Linked DNA regions of Homo sapiens: region 1 is linked to region 2. A link is a loop called in an ENCODE intact Hi-C map of the cell type or tissue named here. Cell type or tissue: CD14-positive monocyte. All regions are shown on one strand. Each heading gives the region's core, and the rest is flanking DNA. Links, peaks and the distances in the headings are about the cores only.

Region 1 (12,580 bases), core at 1,958-9,957, 240 kb after region 2:
CCTGTCTCAAAAAAAGAAAAAAAGAAGTGGTAGTCAGAAAATAACATAGGCCCATTTTTCTGAAAAAAAAAATTTTTTTTTTGAGATAGAGTCTGGCTCTGTTGCCTAGGCTGGAGTGCAGTGGCGTGATCTCAGCTCACTGCAGCCTTCACCTTCTGGGTTCAAGTGATTCTCTGGCCTCTGTGTCTTAAGTAGCTGGGATTACAGGCGTAGGCCACCATATCTGGCTAATTCTGAATTGTTTCTAAAAAGGAAAAACTCGGGCTGGGCGCTGTGGCGCATGCCTGTAATCCCAGGACTTTGGTAGGCTGAGGCGGGTGGATTATTTGAGGCCAGGAGTTCAAGACCAGCCTGGCCAACATGGTGAAACCCCATCTCTACTAAAAATACAAAAATTAGCCAGGGGGTAGTGGTGAGCGCCTGTAATCTCAGCTACTTGGGAGGCTGAAGCAGGAGAATCTCGAGCCTGGGAAGCAGAGGTTGCGGTCAGCCGAGGTGACGCCACTGCGCTCCAGTCTGGGTGACAAAGTGAGACCTGCCTCAAAAAAAATAAATAAACAGGCCAGGCGCGGTGGCTCATGCCTGTAATCTCAGCACTTTGGGAGGCCAAGGCGGGCGGATCACGAGGTCAGGAGATCGAGACCATCCTGGCTAACAAGGTAAAACCCTGTCTCTACTGAAAATACAGAAATTAGCCAGGCGTGGTAGCGGGCGCCTGTAGTCCCAGCTACGCTGGAGGCTAAGGCAGGAGAATGGCTTGAACCCAGGAGGCGGAGCTTGCAGTGAGCCGAGATCGCGCCACTGCACTCCAGCCTGGGCAACAGAGTGATGCTCCATCTCTAAAAAAAAAATAATAATAATAAATAAATAAACAAATATAAAATAAATAAATAAGGAAAAAATCATGATACATCTGTATTATTCTTTTTATTTATTTTTATTTTTATTTTTTTAGATCGAGTCTCACTCTGTCGACCAGGCTGGAGTGCAGTGGCGCGATCTCGGCTCATTGCAACCTCCGCCTCCCGAGTTCAAGCGATTCTTCTGCCTCAGCCTCCCGAGTAGCTGGGATTACAGGCGCTCACCACCATGCCTGGCTAATTTTTGTGTTTTTAGTAGAGACGGAGTTTCACCATGTTGGTCAGGCTGGTCCTTAACTCCTGATCTCGTGATCCACACGCCTCAGCCTCCCAAAGTGCTGGGATTACAGGCCTGAGCCAAGGTGCCCGGCCTTCTTCTTCTTCTTTTTTTTTCCTTTGAGATGGAGTCTCACTCTGTCGCTAGGCTGGAGTGCAGTGGCACGATCTTGGCTCACTGCAACCTCCACCTCCTGGGTTCAAGCAATTCTCCTGCCTCACCCTCCCAAGTAGCTGGAACTATAGTTGCCCGCCACCACATCCGGCTAATTTTTTTGTTTTTAGTAGAAACAGGGTTTCACCACGTTGGCCACGCTGGTGGCAAACTTTTTTTTTTTTCTTTTTTAAGATGGAGGCTTGCTCTGTCACCCAGGCTGGAGTGCAATGGCGCGATCTTGGCTCACTGCAACCTCTGCCTCCTGGGTTCCAGCAATTCTCCTGCCTCAGCCTCCTGAGTAGCTGAGATTACAGGCGCCCGCCACCACGCCCGGCTAATTTTTGTATTTTTAGTAGAGACAGGGTTTCACCATGTTGACCAGGCTGGTCTCAAACTCCTGGCCTCAGGTGATCCACCAGCCTCAGTCTTCCAAAGTGCTGGGATTACAGGCGTGAGCCACCGTGTCCAGCCTGTATTATTCTTTTATGAGAGATATGTAGATATATGAAAACATAAATTGTGAAGAATATTTATTCAGAAAAACAACCTTCAGAAAATCAGCAATGGCTGATTCAGGACAAATTTCCACCAATCTGTAGTAAAAATTAATGTTCCTGGTGAAGATCCTAGGGCCATATGCAATGCCAGGTATACGATTAAGTATTATAATTAGGCCAGGCATGGTGGCTCATGCCTGTAATCCCAGCACTTTGGGAGGCCAAGGCAGGTGAATCACCCGAGGTCAGGAGTTCGAGACCAGACTGACCAACATGGTGAAACCCCGTCTCTACTAAATATACAAAATTAGCTAGGTGTGGTGGTGTGCACCTGTATTTCCAGCTACTTGGGAGGCTGAGATAGGAGAATTGCTTGAACCTGGGAGGCAGAGGTTACAGTGACCTGAGATCGCACCACTGCACCCCAGCCTGGGTAACAGAGTGAGACTCCATCTAAACAAACAAACCATATATATATATGCTGAAGCGAGCAGATCACTTGAGGTCAGGAGTTTGAGACCAGCCTGGCCAACATGGTAAAACCCCACCTGTACTAAAAATAAAAAAATTAGCTGGGCGTTTGGCACATGCTATAGTCCCAGCTGCTTGGGAGGCTGAGGCAGGAGACTTGCTTGAACCTGGGAGGCGGAGGTTGCAGTGAGCTGAATTCACGCCACTGCATTCCACTCTGGGTGACAGAGCAAGAAAAAAGAATACTTGTACAACAATGAGAGTATTCAGTTAATGAGTGACTCTTGCCCAATTCTGTAACTTTAGAGTAACAAGCGTTGGAAGAAGAGAAGAATGGATACTGGGGAGCAATTGGCAATCTTTATGACAATACAAAACTAATGATGCATAAAAGTTAAAATGAAGTAGACATTAGGTCCACTGACAATTAGGTAATGAGTCTAAATGAATTGGAGCATCCTGTTTTACTTCATTTTCTTTTGTTTTGTCAAAGGAGTTTATGATCTATTGGGATGCCCTAAGTATGTGTTGTAGGCAGTTCTGGGAAGAGTCTTGTGAGTAAAGTGACTCAGGAAACTCTGAAAATGAGGATATTAGGAATTGATGACAACACTGGTGCACAGAAAAAAAAAAACACAGGAATTTTACAATTAAAAGTTTTTATTTAAAAATCTCTCATAACAACACATTACTTAGTATAATCAATTATAATTCAGGATTTTGATGACTTGTACCTGTGTTATTTCTTTTCTTTTCTTTTTTTTTGAGACGGAGTCTTGCTCTGTCCCAGGCTGGAGTGCAGTGGTGTGATCTCAGCTTACTGCAACGTCCGCCTCCCAGGTTCAAGCAATTCTCCTACCTCACCCTCCTCAGTAGCTGGGATTATAGGCGCCTACCACCACACCTGGCTAATTTTTGTAGTTTTAATAGAGACGGGGGTTTCACCATGTTGGCCAGGCTGGTCTCGAACTCCTGACCATAAATGATCTGCTTGCCTTGGCCTCCCAAAATTCTGGGATTACAGGCATGAGCCACCACACCTGGCCTGTTATTTCTTTTTTCTTTCTTTCTTTTTTTTTTTTTTTTTTGAGACGGAGTTTTGCTCTTCTTGCCCAGGTTGGAGTGCAGTGGCGCGATCTCAGCTCACTGCAACCTCCGCCTCCTGGGTTCAAGCAATTCTCCTGCCTCAGCCTTCCAAGTAGCTGGGATTGCAGGCACCCACCACCATGCCTGGCTTATTTTTGTATTTTTAGTAGAGACGGGGTTTCACCATTTTGGTCAGGCTGGTCTCGAACTCCTACCTCAGATGATCCACGCGCCTCATCCTCCCAAAGTGCTGGGATTACAGGCATGAGCCACTGTGCCTGGCCTGTTATTTCTAAACTGAACCTTTCATTACTTTCTTTAGCCAAAAAACAGGCCTGCTGCATGTACAGGAGGAAGATAGCAATGTTTCAGCCTAAGGGTCCAACCGGAGAAACTAATATGCAGAGATGGGGCTGTGAGATGGCCCTATTGGGTTGGAATCAGAACTAGAAGTCACACAACCTTGAACCCTATCAGAGCCTCATCAGCTCAGTTTAGGGATAGGGCAGGTATATCCTCCTTGGATATTCACTAACTTGAAAGTTAAAAGCAGTTTTCCTGGTTTTCATGCTGGCAGTCTTTATATGCACCAAATCTTTTCTAGCCTTCCTGGTGTACCTATCTTTGGAGCTGCTCACCACCAAATTCTGGAGGTACACAGCTCTAAGCTAATGGTAGGGGCAGGAAAGACATGTGGAAAGAAATAAATACTCAAGCTGCCCCCACAGAGACTGATCTTTCCTGCTGTGTCATCTTCCTTGAGGATGGACAAACATAACTTTTGTCCCGAGATAATGTATAATGTACACTCTTATCCCTTGACTCCCACCTTGCCTCCCCTTCCTACAATAACCCTCCAAGCCATTCAACCCCTACTCTCAGTGAGACTCTCACTAACTACCCCCCATCTCTTTCTTCCCCTACTAGGAAACTGAGCCCAATTACCAAGTCCTGATTCGCATCCTTATCTCTCGATGTGAGACTGACCTTCTGAGTATCAGAGCTGAGTTCAGGAAGAAATTTGGGAAGTCCCTCTACTCTTCTCTCCAGGTGAAACTTGGCTACTTCTTAGCCTGGAGCCTCAGGCCTTCACTCCTCACCTCCACCCTCACTCCCTGCACACAGCTGAGCATATTCTTGCCCCATAGAAAACCCAGTAGTTAGCCAGGCACAGTGGCTCACGCCTGTAATCCCAGCACTTTGAGAGGCTGAGGTGGGCGGATCACGAGGTCAGGAGTTCAAGACCACCCTGACCAACATGGTGAAACCCCGTCTCTACTAAAAATACAAAAATTAGCCAGGCATGGTGGCGTGCACCTGTAATCCCAGCTACTCAGGAGGCTGAGGCAGGAGAGTCGCTTGAACCCAGAAGGCAGAGGTTGCAGTGAGCCAAGATCGTGCCACTGCACTCCCACCTGGGTGACAGGGCAAGACTCCATCTTAAAAAAGAAAACCCAGGAGTCTTTGGTTAATGTAGTGCAGGACTCTGAGCTCCCGGGAGGACCCTTCCCTCCCAGATGAACTGTGATGGACCAGCCCAAAGGAGGGGAGAGAGCACTTGGGCCATAGTGGTGGTGGATCTTTCTAACACTGAATTCCCTTGTCTGCAGGATGCAGTGAAAGGGGATTGCCAGTCAGCCCTCCTGGCCTTGTGCAGGGCTGAAGACATGTGAGACTTCCCTGCCCCACCCCACATGACATCCGAGGATCTGAGATTTCCGTGTTTGGCTGAACCTGGGAGACCAGCTGGGCCTCCAAGTAGGATAACCCCTCACTGAGCACCACATTCTCTAGCTTCTTGTTGAGGCTGGAACTGTTTCTTTAAAATCCCTTAATTTTCCCATCTCAAAATTATATCTGTACCTGGGTCATCCAGCTCCTTCTTGGGTGTGGGGAAATGAGTTTTCTTTGATAGTTTCTGCCTCACTCATCCCTCCTGTACCCTGGCCAGAACATCTCACTGATACTCGAATTCTTTTGGCAAACTTCGCTGTTGTTTGTGTTCCCTGATTGAAGGTTGGGTGGAGCAGGACATGGACCGGGAAGAGGCACTGGAGTTGGAAGTGCCTTTGATGTGCACTTGGCTATTCCGCAGGAATCCTGTTTTGCCTTAGTGCTACAGTAATCCACACCCAGGTCTCCCACTCCAGGTCTCCCCTCACCCTCATTCTCCAGGAAACTTCAGGCAAAATAATTGAGAAACAGGCATTAGAACAAGGTGAGAAATAGAGGGAGCAAAGGACCATCTGTATGAACTGGGAAGCAAGCGGAGGGCCAAGCTACCCTCCCCAGCATGGGAATTCTTGGGTTAGTGGAGAGCACAACCCTCAAATTCATGTGTCCAAGCAGAGATTTGGAAACCCACCTCCCAGGAGAGCACTATTTCCCATAGAAAACAAAAACAAAAACAGAAACAAAAACAAAAAGTCAGGCTTTGGTTCCCCCTGCAGGCTATATTAGAAATGACAGGTAGCTGGGCGCAGTGGCTCACGCCTGTAATTCCAGCACTTCGGGAGGCCAAGGCAGGCGGATTACTTGAGGTCAGGAATTCAAGACTAGCCTGACCAAAGTGGCGAAACCGTCTCTACTAAAAATACAAAAATTAGCTGGGCGCAGTGGCGCATGCCTGTAGTCCCAGCTACTCAGGAGGCTGAGGTAGGAGAATCGCTTGAATCCGGGAGGCGGAGGTTGCAGTGAGCTCAGATTGCACCACTGCACTCCAGCCTGGGCAATACAGCGAGGCTCCATCTCAAAAAAAAAAAAAAAAGAAAAAAAGAAATGACAGGTAACCACCTTCCTGCCTCTGACCCACCTCCCGCTTTTTGCATTCTTCAATTGGGTCAAATACTTAACCCTATTGCTTCAGGGTAAGGCAAACAACAGATCTCAGGAAAGAAGGTTTTTTTTTTTTTTAGACAGTTTTGCTCTTGTCGCCCAGGCTGGAGTGCAATGGTGCGATCTCGGCTCACTGCAACTTTCACCTCCCAGGTTCAAGTGATTCTCCTGCCTCAGCCTCCCGAGTAGCTGGGATTACAGGCGCCCACCATGACGCCCAGCTAATTTCTTGTATTTTTAGTAGAGACGGGGTTTCACCTTTTTGGGCAGGCTGGTCTCGAACTCCTAACCTCAGGTGATCCGCCCACCTTGGCCTCTCAAATTGTTGAGATTACAGGAGTGAGCCACCGTGCCCGGCCAGAAGTTTTATTTCCAAACCCCAGGAAGGCATTACAAATAAGAGATAGAAACCCAAATTAAGCTCTGAAACAACTGGAGACAGGCCTGCCTAGGTGATCAGGAGCATCCAGGCAGCAGGGATGGGAAGCAGAAGAGATGCATTCTGGATAGGGACCTCACCCCAGAGCCTCAGTCTGTACATACGTGTGACTATTCAGGGACCGGGAGTTGAGAACCAGAAACCCACCAATCCTAGTGTTGCCCTGGATGGGAGGCAGAGAAGGCAGCAGCACGTGAGGTCAAGGACATTACCAAGTCTGACCTTGGCATTTGTTGCCTGCTCTCATCCCCAACAGTCCATAAATAAGTTATCCAGCACATCTCAGGGGTGGAGGCGGGGGAGCAAGCCAACTAGCCATAGCCTCTGGAAGAAGGGGCAGGCCAGCCTGGCACTGGGGCAGAGCTACAGCAGAATGCAGTCTGACTCGTGCTTCGGCCTCTGCCGACGCTCCCCGGCTGGGCGTCCAGATGTGGCTCCTCTCCCCTGTATCGGATTTAACAATTGGTCACTGAACTTCCTTGGAAGAGCACAAGAAGAGATTCTAGAAGAAGGGGTGTCAGGATTGGGACAGAGAGTAGGGAGAGGAAGACAGGAAGGGGCTCCAGGGGAGAGGGACAGGCAGGGGAAGGACTCTGAGAGAAGAAACCTTGAAGAGACCAGTGCAGGAATAACAGGTGTTCTGGACCCGGCAAAGCATGAGGTGGAAACCGGGAGTGTGGGCGCCCAGGCAGCAGCCCACCTGCAGTGACAGGACCCGCGTCCGCATCCGCACTGGCTGCGCTGCCTGCTGCTGTTGATACTCCTCTTGCTGAAGCTGCTGGGCCAGCTCCAAGTCGGTAAGCCCCAGCGGGCCTCGTGGCTGTTGCTGCTGCAGGGACAGAGCAATCAGGTAGTCCTGGGGAGAACAAGAGTTGTGCAGTGGGCTGAGGCCCAGAGCCGTGGCTATTCAGGCAAGGTTTCCAAATCAGTTTTCCCACATCCCTCAAATTCTCTAGCTCTTTCTCCCCACAGAGCAGCACACACAGCCAAATGCATTATCTGTGGTGCCAGAGAATACACACCAAGTGAGGAGACGGTCTGAGGTAACCCAGAGAGAGAGGCATGGGTTCACATGGCCTCTAGCAGTTAAAATGTATGCAGTAAAAAGCTCTCTGAGGCACATGTGCTCTCTGCACTTTTCCTAAGTGCCCTACACACCTGGTCTACCTGCAGCTGCGTTTCTGGGGAGCCACTCCCACCTTCTGCTCCAGGCCCCTTGCCCAGGGAATGACTCAGGTGAAAGTCAGAGTCACAAAAGCAGCTGTCTCCATCCACATTGTGCAGGCTCTCCCATACGACTTGCTCCTCCTGTAGAAAGCCCTGGTCAGTGACCAGTAGGTATAAGTGACTCTACAAAGAAAAGAACAGAGCTCATTGGGGGGACAGTTGATACGGAGGCAGTTCACTGCCAGAAATCTCGGTATGAGCATGTGGACTTTTTTTTTCTTGGAGATGGAGTCTCGCTCTGTCATCCAGGCTGGAGTGCAGTGGCACAATCTCTGCTCACCGCAAGCTCTGCCTCCCAGGTTCACACCATTCTCCTGCCTCAGCCTCCCAAGTAGCTGGGACTACAGGCACCCGCCACCATGCCTGGCTAATGTTTGGTATTTTTTTAGTAGAGACGGGGTTTCACCGTGTTAGCCAGGATGGCCTCGATCTCCTGACCTCATGATCTGCCCGCCTCGGCCTCCCAAAGTGCTGGGATTACAGGCATGAGCCACCGCACCCGGACCCTGAGCATGCGGACCTTTTACAAATATGTGTGGCCTTGGGGGGAAGAAAGGGATGTCTGAGTGTATGTCCAGTTGGGTGTGAGCACGGTGGTCATTCTGGCTAAGCGTGGCATGGAGTCGTTGGGGCTGAGATGCCACATAAGACCCTGCTCCCCCCATTTCCCATTGTTCTCTGGGCTTGCCTGATGGCTCTTAGGATAAATCCTTTGAGAACCAGAGACCCCTCCCTCTGCTGCTCAAATCCTAGAGAGCTTTGGCAGTTTCTAACTTTTGAAGACCAGCATTGTTTAAAAATTCCACTGCCCCCTCCTAGGGGAGGATCATACTTTCCTGTCCCATCGACGGCAGGCTTATCCCTTATGGCTTGCTCTGGCCAGAAGATGTGAGCAGAAATGACATGTGTCATTTCCAAACAGAAGCTCTAAGCATGAGTGCACAGTGCCCCTCTCTCTCTCTGTTCCCACATATATTCCAGATAAAGGATCTTTTGTCAGCTGGGTCCCAGAGTGAAGATGGTGTGGGACAGAACCGTAGCCAGTCCACAGTGGACACGCACCAGGAGCGGGAAATGAACCTTTGTTGTGGTAAACCACAGGGATTTGAGGGGTCACTTGCTACCACGGCTTAATCTAGCTGATCCCAGCTGGACCCACGAGAAAAAGGCACCAGGAAATGACAGCACCGCAGCACGCCACCCCCAAACTCGCATTACCTTATGCTTAGTCATGGTGCTAAAGTGGTTGTTTCGGAAAAAGACGCTAAGTTCACCCTCCTTAGCAGCTGCTGTCAGCTCACACAGTCCGTGGTAGGTCAGCTGGGCCGCGGTGGTCTCCAGGAACTGCTCTGCAATCAGGCCTGCCAGAAAGGGACGAGTCGGGGGAAACTTGGCTTAAATTCAAGGTCCACAACAGGAAGGACCATCCAGAGAGCCCCTGTCAAAAGCCCCGGGGGGTCAGTCCCACCTTCTGACGTCCCTTTCTTGAAACCTGGCTGTATTCATTCACTTAACAAATACTTATAATAGAGCAGCTACCTTGTGCCAGGCACTGGGGATACCTCAATGAACTAAACAGAAATTCCCCAAGCTCCTTCTTGTGAAGCTTATATCTAGTGGGATGTGGTAGGAGATGACACCCAATAAAAAATAAGCCTAAGTAGCTGTCATTCCCTCCACATACTATCCATGAGAAGGGGAGGAATGTCACCTTCTGTCACGAGGTTGGTGTCACTGGAGTGTTTGCAGGTGATGATCCTCTCCACCAGCTGGTTGTAACTCAGTTTCCCAACTGCACGCACAGCCTCAGGACTCTGCTTGGGTAGTGGGATGTGGGATACCAAAAAAATTGGGATTTTTTTTTCTTTTTTAAGGAAGGAAATGAACAAAGCTCACAAGGACTACAACCCTGTGATGAATGGTTCCTAAACACTTTTTTTTTTTGGTCTCTCAAAAAAGAAAAAAATTTCAGGAACCATTCATCATAGGGTTGCTATGTTGCCCAGACTGGCCTCGAACTCCTCCCAAGTAGCTGGGAATACAGGCATGTGCCACCAAACCCATCTGCTTCCTGAATTTTTGATGTCTAAAGAACTGACCTATTTGCATGTAGTTTGCTTGTATTTGCATGTTACCCCCAAAATAGATTAAAATTCAAGGAATTCTGTACTGGGTCCAGTCTCTAAACACTATTTCCCTCCCAAGCCAATCTAACCCCTAACTCCCTAACCTCTACCCGACAAAAATTTGCCTCTCTCATGTCAGCTTGAGCTGGATAAGGTCCCAGTGGGCCCTCCCACCCTCACCTGTGGATCAACAAGCCAGCCATGGTACAGAGGTATGCCTAGCAGGTCAAAGACACTGCACTCGGGTGTATACTCAAAATCAGAGACGCCTGTGAATCGCACATTGACATCCAGACCTGTGGCCAGTTTAGGCAGCACTGTCATTGCATCATCCACATTCTGGGGGTAGAAAAAAAAATGATGGAGATTCTAGCCTTCTCTCCCACCACTCCACTCCCACCTGCAGAAATTAAAAATTAACCTTGCTGCTCTTCTTCCCTGATTCTCTTACAAGCCACTCCATTTCTCCCTTGCCTCAACCCTTCTCTATCTTATATAAATGAACATTGTTTTTCTTTGAGAGTCTAAGTCTAATTCTTTCATCCAGGCTGGAGTGCAGTGGTGTGATCCTAGCTCACTGCAGCCTCAAACTCTTGGTTTCAAGTGACCCTCCCACCTCAGCCTCCTGAGTAGCTGGGACTACAGGCACGCACCGCCATACCTGGCTAATTCTTGAAAAAAAAAATGGTTTTTTTTAGAGACAGGGGTATTATTATGTTGCCCAGGCTGGCCTCGAACTCCTGGCCTCAAGTGATCCTCCCGCTTTGGCATCTCAAAGTGCTGGGATTACAGGTGTGAGCACCCGGCCAATGAACATATTTTCTAGGACAAAGATAAACTCTCCTCTGACTCCTGCAGAATGAAATCATGGTTCAAGGAAACCTCTGAAGAAGCAACAAAAGCTTATCTTAGTATTACAAGATGTCCCCTTACAAACCTGCAAACCCCTATGCCTGCAGACCTTTTGCCTCACCTGCTGAAAATTAAGCTGAAGTCCCTCTGACTTCTCCTGGGGCTTGATGGACAGGAGGCAGTTTCCTACAAGACAGGGCCCCTTATCAGCTTACCCCACCAATCATCCCAAAAGCTAAGTTTCCTCTTCTCCTGGAGAATGCGGGTAATGTCACAGAACACAGATTTTCAGAGCTGGAAAATACTTAGAGTCTAATCCAGACTCTTCATTTCTCAGAGGAGGCGACAGCCTCATAAAGGTGAACGGCCCACCCAGGGTCAGATACAAAAGCTAAGGGCAGAATTGGTGTTACAACCCAGGACTCCCGACGCCTTTGCTTTTCATTCTCCAGCCTTGCAGAGAAGCCCCATAGACCCTTACCCTCCCTGCTGTATCAGAACCCCCAAATGGAGATCCCTGAATAGTCTGGATTTCTGGCTGAGTGGATAGCTCTGGAGCCCCTTGGGTAATTCCTCTTCAACGCCCAGTCACTCACCAAGATGGGCCATGAGCTCATCCGATGTGATCACTTCCTTCTGCGGGGGGAGCTTCACCTGGAGGCAGAAGGGGTGATCACGTGTGTGCTTTCCTCCAAAGAGCACTGAAGGAAGAACCCATGGAAAGGCAAGGGGGAGCTCCAGTAGTAGGGTGGGGTAGGAAAAAAGGCTTGCAACTGGCACAAGGGAATGAATGTGAAATCTTGCAAGGCATGTGCATTTGCTAGGGAGTAGGAGATACAGGGGTAGGACAGATCTTCCTCTTTTTTTTTTTTCTTTGTTTTTAGGAACATCTTATCTCATTTGCTCAAGCTGGAGAAATAGGGAGAACAATCTGAAAAGTTTTGACTAGTTTGAGGACATCAGGATGATCAAGGAAGTAAGTCAGGGAAGAGTACTCCCTGATATTTTTTGCACCCCTAACTGCATGTTCTCTTACCTTCCACTGAAGAAAGAGGATGTTCATGATGGCAAGGAGAGGGCAAGGGCCGTTAGTGCTCTGGGTGATGATGGGTGTCTGTTCTCCTTTCCAAGGGATCCACTTGACACAGTAGAAATCTGGCTCAGGCTGTCGGGTCCTGGGGGACTGAGGAAGCTCCTGGGGCATGGAGCATGCCCTTATTGTCTCTACTTCAGGCAGTGTCCCAAGGGTTGGCCCCGGTGGAGCTGAGCTAGCTTCAGGCAGAGGGGACTCAAGGTTGTCCCCACACTGGCTAGGCAGCAAAGCTTGGTCTGCTGGCTCCCGTTCTCTAGCCTCCCCATCAGCATCTCTTGCATCTGTGTCCTGAGGGTGCTCATCTGGGCCTGCCAGAACCTCATGGTTTTCAGGGATGACTGCTTCTGCAGTCCCGGCCTTACCAGGGGCTGGATCCTCAGGCTGATGGTATTCCATGGTCAAAAGGGACTTGGCTGAGGGGCACTGAAGGTGTTTACTAACCTCAGGGACTTGCCTAAGCCAGGCTTGGGATGCAAAAGAGTGACCTGTCCAATAAGAAGGAAATCAGTGGGCTGGAAAGCAAACTAACCCAGAAAAGTCTTGGAAAAGGAATGTAGTGTAGAAGGCTGGCTAGTGTTTGTGCAGTAACTCCTGGCTATGGGCAGTATATGTGTAAACAGAAGGGCCCCGTGCTGAGCTCTTTCCACCTCTAACTTGCTGT
Region 2 (11,090 bases), core at 2,276-10,275:
TCAGCCCCTCAAGTAGCTGGGACTACAGGAGCGCACCATGCCTGGCTAATTTTTATTTTTATTTTTTGTAGAGTCAGGGCCTCACTATATTGCCTAGGTTGGTTTCTAACTCCTGGGCTCAAGCGATCCTTCTGCCTCTGCCTCCCAAAGTGCTGGAATCACAGATGTGAGCCACTGTGCCTGGCCACCATTTACTTCCTAATAAATTTTTACTTTCTTCATTGATCACAACCTGGGGTAGCTGCTCAGAATGCTTTGATTCCTCTCACTTACCCTGACCTCTATGGTGATACATGTGTTTTACCTCTAACTAATTTAGGATTTTTGCAATTTTTTTAAAACAAGCAAACTAAAGGAAAATACAACAGCATAGGAACAATAATTTTACAAGGCACATATTTCATATTCTAACGATGCAAGACTAGCCATGAATTAACTTGAGTGGCTCAATTTATAGAACACTCTATCTCTAGTTCTTTCTTCTCCTTCAACTTTGAAACTCACAAGTGAAATGGAGAAACTTCCTGATCACCAGGGCTCTCTCACACAACACTGCTTCTCAAGCAATTGGCTTATTGGAGAGTCCAGTGCAGTCAATGCATAGCGTGAGCAATAAAAGTCTGTGTTAAACACCTATTTGCTTAGTTCAGTGTTTGTCTAAGTAGGTGGCTCTATGATCACTTAGAAAAGCACTGTGGGGGCTGAACACGAGGGCTCATGCCTATAATCCCAGGACTTTGGGAGGTGGAGGTAGGAGGATCACTTGAGCTCAGGAGCTTGAGATCAGCTTGGGCAACATGGCAAAACCCATCTCTGCTAAAAATACAAAGAAAAAAAAAGTGGTGGTGTGTGCCTGTAGTCACCGTGTAGGCTGAGATGGGAGGATCACTTGAGCCCAAGAGGCAGAGGTTGCAGTGAGCCCAGATCGCACCACTGCAGTCCAGCCTGGGCAACAGAGGGAGACCCTGTCTCAAACAAAACAAAACAAAACAAAACAAAAACCACTGTGGAGAATCCAGTTGTCCCTCAGTATCCACAAGGGATTGGTTCCAGGACCTCTGAGCATACCAAAGTCAAGAATTTTCAAGTTCCTTATATAAATTACTGAGTATTCGCATATAACCTACACATCCTCCTATACACTTTTTTTTTTTTTTTTTTTTAAGACAGGGTCTCACTCTATCGCCCAGGCTGGAGTGCAGTGGCAAGATCTCAGCTCACTGCAACCTCTGCCTCCCAGGTTCAAGTGATTCTCCTGCCTCACCCTCCCGAGTAGCTGGGATTACAGGCGCCCACCACCACGCCAGGCTAATTTTTGTATTTTCAGTAGAGACGGGACTTCACCATGTTGGCCAAGCTGGTCTCGAACTCCTGACCTCAAGTGATCTGCCTCCCTTGACCTGGAAAAGTGCTGGGATTACAGGCATGAGCCACTACGCCCGGCCCTCCCTTATACTTTACCTTTTTTTTTTTTTTTGAGATGGAGTCTCGCTCTTTAGCTCAGGCTGGAGTGCCATGGTGTGATCTCAGCTCACTGCAACCTCTGCCTCCCAGGTTCAAGTGATTCTCCTGCCTCACTCTCCTGAGTAACTGGGATTATAGGCATGTGCCACCAGGCCCAGTTAATTTTTGTATTTTTAGTAGAGACGGGGTTTCATCATGTTGGCCAGGCTGATCTGGAACTCCTGGCCTCAGGTGATGCGCCTGCCTCAGCCTCCCAAAGTAATGGTATTATAGGCGTGAGTGCCTGGCCTATTTTTTATTTTCATTTTTTTCTGGATATTTTTGATCCACGGTTGGTGGAATCTGCAGATGTGGAAGCTGTGGATATGGAGGGCCAACTGTATAAATAAAATATAATATGTGATCCTTGCCCTTAAGGAACTTATAATTTAGTTGGGAAGACAAGAATAACAAAAATAACTAGAAAGTAACACGTGGGACTGTAAGATTCACTGTCAAATTCTGTAGCTAGACTAAGCATTTAAAGAGCTCTACCTAGGGTTCAGAGGCTTGGGATGGTAATACTCACTTGATATTTCACTTCAGTAACACACCCTTTCTCTCTCCAGTCCACAGAATCAGGCAATATCCGATTAGGGTTTGACTTATATGTGATATTTCTCTGCCACTGGCTGGGAACTCTCAGGGAACTCATCAAAGACATCACTTCTTCACTGGTCTACAAAGCAAATATACAGTCAGGCATTGTTTAATGACTGGAATATGTTCTGAGAAATGCATCGTTAGGTGATTTTGTCATTGTGAAAACACCATAGTGTGTACTTACACAAACCTAGAGCGTATTGGCTCCTACATACCTAGGCTGTATGGTAGGGCCCATTGCTCCTAAACTACAAACCTGCACGGCATGGTACTGTACTGAAGGTTGTAGGCAATTGTAGAACAATATGAAGTACTTGTGTATCTAAATATATCTAAACATAGAAAAGGTAGAGTGAAAATACAGTATAAAAAGTAAAAATGGGAGCTGGGCATGGTGGCTCACGCCTGCAATCCCAGCACTTTGGGAGGCCGAGCCGGGCAAATCACCTGAGGTCAGGAGTTCAAGACCAGCCTGGCCAACATGGTGAAACCCCATCTCTACTAAAAATACAAAAATTAGCTGGGCATGGTGGTGCATGCCTGTAATCCCAGCTATTTGGGAGGCTGAGGCAGGAGAATCACTTGAGCCTGGGAGGCGGAGGTTGCAGTGAGCTGAGATCGCGCCAGTGCACTCCAGCCTGGGCGACAGAGTGAGACTCCATCTCAAAGAAAAAAAAAAAAAGTAAAAATGGTACTTCTATATAGGTCATTTACTATGAAAGGCCTGGAGTTGCTCTGGGTGAGTCAGTGAGTGAGTGGAGAGTGAATGTGAAGGCCCAGGACATTACTGTAGACTTTATAAACACGGTGCACTTTGGCTACACTAAATTTGTTAAAACATTTTTCTTTCTTCAATAATAAATTAACCTTAGTTTAATGCAACTTTTTTACTTAATAAACTTTTAATTTTTTAAATGTTTTGTCTTCTATGGTAACCCCTTAAAATACAAACACATTGTACAGCTGTACGAAAATATTTTCTTCTTTATCACCTTCTTCTATAAGCTTTTTCTATTTTTAATTTTTTAAAAGTTTTTACACTTTTTTGTTAAAAACTAAAATACAAACACACACACACATTAGCCTAGGCCTATACAAGGTCAGGATCATCAGTATCACTGCATTTCGTCTCCACCTCTTGTCCCACTGGAAGGTCTTCAGGGGCAACAACACGTATGGAGCTGTCATCTCCTCTGATAACAATGTTTTCTACTGGATGCCTCCTGAAGGACCTGCCTGAGGCTGTTTTACAGTTAACTTTTTAAAAGTATAAGTAGGAGTACACTCTAAAATAACAATTAAAAGTATAGTATAGTAAATACATAAACCAGTAACATAGTCATTTATTATTATTAAGCATTTTGTACTGTGCAAAATTTTATGTGCTATACTTTCATACCACTGGCAGAGCAGTAGGTTTGTTTACAGCAGCATCACCACAGACAAGTGAGTAGTGTGTTGTGCTACATTGTTATGGTGGCTACAACATCACTAGCTAGGCAAGAGGAACTTTTCAGCTCCATCATAATCTTAAAGGACCACCATGGTATATGTGGTCCATCAGTGGCCAAAATGCATATGACACATGACTATATATCTCTTTCACTTACATCCTTCTTTCTTTTCTTTCTTTCTTTTTTTTTTTTTTTTTTCTCTTTTGAGACGGAGTTTCACTCTTTTTGCCCAGGCTGGAGTGCAATGGCATGACCTCGGCTCACTGCAATCTCTGCCTCCCGGGTTCAAGCAATTCTCTTGCCTCAGCCTCCCAAATAGCTGAGATTACAGGCATGTGCCACCACGCCCAGCTAATTTTGTATTTTTAGTAGAGACAGGATTTCTCTATGTTGGTCAGGCTAGTCTCAAACTCCCGACCTCAGGTGATCTGCCCACCTTGGCCTCCCAAAGTGCTGGGATTACAGGTGTGAGCCACTGTGCCCAGCCTATCCTACTTTCTAATATCCTAATAACTGTAACTGTGAATATATTTAAAAACTGCCATGGAATAAAAAAACTGAGAAAAAACAGTAATAGTTGTGACCAACACAGGTTCCATTAGGATCTGGTGGGGCGAATTATCTGGGTTTGTTTAGTTTCACACTTGGCACTAGCATCCCAGCTAGGCACCCTCATGGGGAAGGAGAAAAAGAGAATGGTAAAAACTAGAAGTTACAGGGAGGCAGATTTTTGTTTCAAAGCAAGGCAGAATTTTATAAAAGGGCTGTCTAAAAAGTGGACTAAACTGGTTTCCCATGTGAGAAATAATTACAAAGGAGATTCCTGCATTTAAGAAGGAATTCAGTCTACCTAGGGCGTTCCCTTCTTCACTTTGGCAACAGTGGTAAAGTTTTGCAGGACAGAACAGAATCTGAAAACCAATAGGGGATTATTTGTGATATTAAATACCCACATTCTCCCATTAAGAAAGCAGATGGGTCATACTAAATTGTCAATCTAGACTTAAATAAGTATGGCAACTTGCTATAAAAACCTGTCAATAGTCTTTAGGTAATACTTTCTAGAATTTATTAAAAAAAAAACAATGGTAGTCTCTGAGTTTAAAATTTCCTCTAAAGAAGTGATTTGTTAAAGAAAGAAAGCAGTCAAAATAGAACTAAGTAAGAAATTTCTGTACACGTTCTTACGTCCTTCAATTCTACTGTTTTCCAACTTTGTACTATACATTCCTTTGTTATTGTTGTTTACCTTCAAATTGCTTTTGGGGAGACAGAAAGGAAATGATATTTACCCAGACGTGAAAGTGGGATTTCTTGTAATGTACCTACCATGTCTCCCAGGTGGTTCATGCCCAGATCGTATGAGTGCATTCCCATTGAATGCTCCAGGTTGTGAAGCATCACAAACTTTAGATTCTTTTCCCAGATGAGACGTCGTACTGCTTCTTCATTCTAAAACATAATGAAGAAGAACATAGTCATACTGCATCCTGGACAAATAAGTGTTTGATGATGAAAATGGCAATTTTTTTTTTTTTTGAGATGGAGTCTCACTCTGTCACCCAAGCTGGAGTCCAATGGCACGATCTCAGCTTACTTCAACCTCCGATTCTCAGGTTCAAGTGATTCTCCTGCTTCAACCTTCCGAGTATCTGGGATTACAGGCATGTGCCACCACGCCTAGCTAATTTTTGTATTTTTAGTAGAGACGGGGTTTCGTCATGTTGGCCAGGCTGGTCTCAAACTGTTGACCTCAGGGGATCTGCCTGCCTCAGCCTCCCAAAGTACTGGGATTACAGGTGTGAGCCACTGCACCCGCCCAAAAATAGCATTTTTGAAGCATTCTACCAAATGTGGATCTGCCCGAGAGCATGCAAATACATAAATATATCCAATATAACTGCTAACTTCACATATTAATCTTAATTCTTGCTCTTAACTGCTTTGATGGTTTAATATTATTTTATGATAAACATGAATTTCCTTCTCTTTTTAACATTTATTATTATTATTATTATTATTTTGACAGAGTCTTGCTCTGTCACTCGGCTGGATGGAGTGCAGTGAAGTGGCCTGATTACTGCTCACCATAGCCTTGACCTCCTGGGACCCAGCAATCTTCACACCTCAGCCTCCTGCATAGCTGGGATGACTGGTGTGTGCCACTGCAGCCAGTTTTTCTGTTTGTTTGTTTGTTTGTTTTGGTAGAGACTGGGTCTCCCTATGTTGCAGGCTCATATTGAATTCCTGGGCTCAAGCAATCCTCCCCTATCAGCCTCCCAAAGTCCTGCGATTATTGGTGTAAGCCACCGCGCCCAGCATTTTTTTTTTTTTTTTTTAGACAGGGTCTTGCTCTTTTGCCCAGGCTGGAGTGCAGTGGTATGATCATAGCTCACTACAGCCTCAAACTCTTGGGCTCAAACTATCCTCCCATCTCAGCTGCCCGAGTAGCTAGGACTGCAAGCCTGCACCACCACAACCAGCTTATTTTTATTTTTATTTTATTATTATTTTTTTTTTTTGTAGAGACAGGGTCTCCCTATGTTGCCTAGGCTGGTCTCAAATTCCTGGCCTTAAAGGATCCTTCCCCCTTGGCCTCCCAAAGTGCTGGGATTACAGGCATGAACCATACACCCAGCCATGATTTGCTCTTTCTTTTTGATGTTTTACAACTTCGTTACATGTATCTGGGTGTAGGTTTCTTTATTTACCTTCGGCTGTGTGCTTTTGATTGGAGGACTCAGGACCTTTTCTCATATCTGGAAAATTCTCAATCAGTGTCTCCACATATATTGCTTCTCCACCATTCCACCTAATTCTCTTCTTCAGAAACTCCTATCCGAAGTATTTTGGAGCCTCAAACTCTCTTTCATCTCTCTTACTTGCGTTTTCATATATTTTTCTTTTTATTTCTAGGTGCTGCATTCTGGGTGAATTCCTCAGTACTATCTTTCAGATTACTGATTCTATCCAGCTCTTTCCAGTCTGGAAATCCTTTTGATTTTTATCGCAATGACAATATTTTTTATTTTCAAGATTTCTAATTTATTTCTTGTCCATTAGTGTGCATATTATTCCTTTATATATAGTCTTTTGAAAATTCATTTTTGATTCTATTATTTTAATTTTATTCAGAGTGAATTTACATGCTGACCGACGATTTTCTTGTCCTTCAGGAGATTCATTTACATAGAATACAATGATGTAGAAGGCAAGGTGGATGGTGCCTCCTACAGTAGCTGAAGCCAGAGTTTCCAATAAGCTGGAACCCCAGGGAGCAGTCAGCAACAACTGTGTTCTGCCTCATTTCATTGAGCGGGTGAGCCCAGTCCCAGAGGCACTGGGTAGCAAGTCTGGATGCAGGTTTCTTTCCCTTGGAGCAAGGTTTTACTGTTACCCCAGTAATGGACATAATGGGCATGCATGATGGGCTTACTTCCAAACCACAAGATGAGAAGCAATGGTATAAAGGCAAACAAATCTAACTAAGTGCAAGAAAGGAAAAAAAAAAAAAGAAGTGCACTTTGAGATCAATTATAAAGGTAGGATACGAATCAAAAGTCAGGTTCATTCATCCTGAGGGACTGGAATTATTAAACAGAGGGATAGCATTCATTTAACCAGATAGTGGTGCTAATTGCACATCTAAGTCCAGTCAATCTTGAAATGAGGAACCTGTTCATAAAGGGTGTGGGTGAGGGTGAAATTCATCACCACCAACGAAACCGTATGATCATTTAAATAGATGCAGGAAAAGCATTTGACAGAATTCAACATCCTTTCATAACAAACATTCTCAACAAATTACATATAGAAGGAATGTTCCTCAACACAAATAGGCCATATATGGCAAGACTACAGCTAACACCATACTCAATTGGGTGAAAATTTAAAGGCCATTCTGCTAAGATCAGAAAAAGACAAGGGTACCCACTCTCACCATTTCTAGTCAATATAGTGCTGAAAATCCTAGCCAGAGCAATTAGGCAAGAAAAATAAATACAAGATCTCCAAATAAGAGAAGGAAGAAGTGAAATTGCGTTTGTTTGTTGATAACATGATCATATAGAAAGTCTTGGCCAGGTGTGGTGGCTCATGCCTGTACTTTGGGAGGTTGAGGTGGGAGGATTGTGTGAATCTAGGAGTTCAACACCAGCCTGGACAACATGGCAAGACCCCTTCTCTACAAAAAACAAAAATAGAAATTAGCCAGGTGTGGTGGCATGTGCCTACAGTCCCAGTTACTTGGAAGGCTGAGGCAAGAGAATCACTTGAGCTGGAGTTTGAGGCTGCAGTAAGCTATGATCACACCACTTCACTCCAACCTGGGTGACAGAGCAAGATCTCATCTCAAAAAAAAAAAAAAAGAAGGTTGGGCAAGGCGGCTTATGCTTGTAATCCCAGCACTCTGGGAGGCCAAGATGGGTTGATCATGAGGTCAGAAGTTCGAGACCAGCCTGACCAACATGGTGAAACCCCATCTCTACTAAAAACACAAAAATTAGCTAGGTGTGGTGGCGTGTGCCGGTAATCCCAGCTACTCAGGAGGCTGAGGCAGGAGAATTGCTTGAACCTGGGAGGCGGAGGTTGCAGTGAGCCGAGATTGCGCCACTGCACTCCAGCCTGGGCGACAGAGCATGAATCCGCCTCAAAAAAAAAAAAAAAAAAAGAGAGAAGAAAGACTCCATCAAAAAACTATTAGAACTGATACATGAATTCAGTAAAGTTGTAAGACACAAAGTCAACATACAAAAGTCAGTAGTATTTTTATACACTAACAACTATTTGAAAAAGAAATTAGGAAAACAATTCTATTTACAACAGCATTTAAAACATATTTAGGAGTTAATTTAACCAAGGAGTTGAAAAGTTATATGCTGAAAACTGTAAAACATTGATAAAAGAAACTGAAGACAAAATAGGCCGGGCGTGGTGGCTCACACCTGTAATCCCAGCACTATGGGAGGCCGAAGCAGGCAGATCACCTGAGGTCGGGAGTTTGAGACCAGCCTGACCAACATGGAAAAACCCCGACTCTACTAAAAATACAAAATTACCCGGGCGTGGTGGCACATGCCTGTAATCCCAGCTACTCAGGAGGCTGAGGCAGGAGAATTGCTTGAACCCCAGAAGCAGAGGTTGTGGTGAGCAGAGGTCACGCCACTGCACCCCAGCCTGGGCAACAAGAGCAAAATTCCATCTCAAAAAAACAAGAAAAAAAGAAAAAAGAAAGAAAGAAATTTAAGATAAAATAAATAAATGGGAAGATATTCCATGCTTATGGATTGGAAGAATTAATATTGCTAAAATGTTCATACTATCCAAAGCAAACTAGAAATTCAGTGCAATTTCTATCAAAATTCTAATGTTATTCTTCACAGAAATAGAAAAAACAATCCTCAAATTCATGCGGAACTACAAAAGTCCTTAAATAGTCAAAGTAATCTTTAGCAAGAGGAACAAAGCTGGAGGCATTACAAAATGCCTGGTTTCAAAATATATTACAAAACTATAGTAATTTAAACAGCATAGTACTGGCATAGAAACAGACACATTTACCAATGGAATAGGATATAGAGCCCAGAAATAACCTGCAACTTTATGGTCAATCAATTTTCAGCAAAGGTGCCAAGAACACACAATGGGGAAAGGATAGTCTGTTTAATAAATAGTATTGGGAAAACTGGCTATCCAAATGCAGAAAAATGAAATTGAACCCTTATGTCACCCCATATACAATAATCAACTCAAAATGAATTAAAGCACAAACATAAGGCCTGAAACTATATACAACCACTATAAGAAAATATAGGGGAAAACTCCACAACATTGGTCCGGGCAACGGTTTTTTGAATATGACCCCTAAAGAACAGGCAACAATAGCAAAAATAGACGAACGGGACTCCATCAAACTAAAAAGCTTTCGTACAATAAAGGAAACAATTAACAGAGTGAAAAGATAACTCATAGATTGGGAGAAAATATTTGCAAATCATACATTTGATAAGGGGCTAATATCCCAAATATAGAAGGAACTCAAAGTAACTATCAAGAAAACAACCCTGTTTAAAAATGGGCAGAAGACCTGAATAGACATTTCTCAAAACAAGACACATACAAATGGCCAACAGATATATGAAAAAATGCTTAACATCACCAGTCATCAGGGAAATGTAAAGTAAAACCACAATGAGATATCACCTCACATCTGTTAGAATGGCTATTATCAAAACGATGAAAGATAAGTGTTGGTGAGGATGTGGAGAAAAGGGAACCCTCATACACTTTTAGTAGGAATGTAAATTAGTACAGCCATTTGGGAAAACAGTATGGAGGTTCCTCAAAAAACTAAAAATATAATTACCATATCATCCAGCAATCTCACTTCTGGGTATATGTCCCAAGGAAGCGCAATCAGTATGTCAATGAGATAGCTGCACTTCCATGTTCATTGTAGCATTATTCACAATAGCCAAGATACGGAATCAACCTTATAAAGTGTCCATTAAAAGACGAATGGATAAAAAAGTGTGGTACATATTGTATTCCATACATAATGGAATACTATTTAGCCTTAAAAAAAAAAAAAGGAAATTCTGTCATTTTCAACAACATGGATGGGTCTAGAGAACGTTATGCTAAGTGAAATAAGCCAGGCACAGAAAGACAAGTACTGCATAATCTCATTTACATGTGGAATCTAAAACAGTTGAACTCATAAAAGTAGAGAGTAGAATGGTGGTTAGCAGAGGCTGGGCGGAGGGTAGACAGGGAAAGGGGAGATGTTAGGCAAAGAGTACAGAGTTTCATTTGACAAGAAGACTACATTCTAGCAATCTATTGCATAGCATGGTGACTACAGATAATAATAATAATGTATTTTATATGTCAAAATTACTGAAAGGGTAGATTTTAAATGTTCTTATCACAATGAAAGGATAAGTATGTGAGGTGCTGAATAGGTTAATTAGCCTAATTTAATCATTCTGCAATGTATATTTGTATCATAACATCACATTGTACTCCATAAATAGACACAATTATTATTTAATTATAAATAAATAAAAATAAAACTTAGAGTGTATGACCTAAGAGTGTCATTTTTATACAAAATAATATGTCAAATAAATAAATATATGATGCTAGCTTACAAACAGAAATATTACATAGTTACAGGACTTAGTTATTTAAAGCAGTAGGGTTAAGGTCTTAACATCAGCAAGTGTGCTTTGAAATAAAAACAAAAGTACAAAATGGGAAGTGATAGTCAAGAAACAATATCTGGCCACACTATGTGGGTATTAACGCCTTTTCGCTCCTCAGCCATCCCAAATGTGGCCCTTCCTCAGGAGCTTGTGCTGATTTGCCCTTGGCCTGAGACCTTCACTCTATTATGTATTTTGCTTGCTCCCTGGCTTCCATCAATTCTCTGCTCAAATGGCACCCTTATCCGTGAGGCCTTCCCTAACCCTCCTGTCATATAGATAGACTTCTTACCACCACCACCACCCAGGGCCCTTCCTACTCTCC

Evidence for each region. A loop is a pair of places that touch in the nucleus more often than their neighbours do. Peaks named below come from ENCODE experiments on the same cell type or tissue, not always from the same donor. Only the 100,000 strongest peaks of a DNase experiment are listed, where the experiment ranks them.
Region 1: it touches region 2 in a loop (5-fold over the local background); 1 of 110 quality-filtered maps calls a loop at or near these places.

The regions. Positions count from the first base shown.
Region 1 is chr1:150,990,303-151,002,882 of GRCh38, forward strand. ANXA9 (annexin A9) reads left to right here. Exons shown (of 14, transcript NM_003568.3): 13 at 4,275-4,397; 14 at 4,958-5,332. The coding sequence ends at 5,020. MINDY1 (MINDY lysine 48 deubiquitinase 1) reads right to left here. Exons shown (of 10, transcript NM_001376665.1): 2 at 11,863-12,404; 3 at 11,423-11,480; 4 at 10,948-11,012; 5 at 10,155-10,313; 6 at 9,560-9,662; 7 at 9,067-9,209; 8 at 7,780-7,971; 9 at 7,322-7,477; 10 at 6,533-7,065. The coding sequence starts at 12,315. The coding sequence ends at 6,985. Among named protein-coding and RNA genes, the nearest start is that of MINDY1, 10 kb to the right of the region's middle. RefSeq lists enhancers at 5,674-5,893, 7,243-7,742. In CD14-positive monocyte, for the core only: CTCF peaks have their summits at 5,791 (motif pointing left) and 5,990; a DNase peak (open chromatin) is centred at 9,049; H3K4me3 peaks cover 850 bases; H3K27ac peaks cover 1,784 bases.
Region 2 is chr1:150,752,969-150,764,058 of GRCh38, forward strand. It overlaps CTSS (cathepsin S), which reads right to left. Exons shown (of 8, transcript NM_004079.5): 3 at 4,890-5,012; 4 at 2,033-2,182. Among named protein-coding and RNA genes, the nearest start is that of CTSS, 7.3 kb to the right of the region's middle. RefSeq lists enhancers at 2,023-2,167, 3,160-3,304, 10,900-10,989 and cis regulatory regions at 2,095, 3,232. In CD14-positive monocyte, for the core only: a CTCF peak has its summit at 7,180; DNase peaks (open chromatin) are centred at 7,233 and 9,023; H3K4me3 peaks cover 3,676 bases; H3K27ac peaks cover 5,593 bases.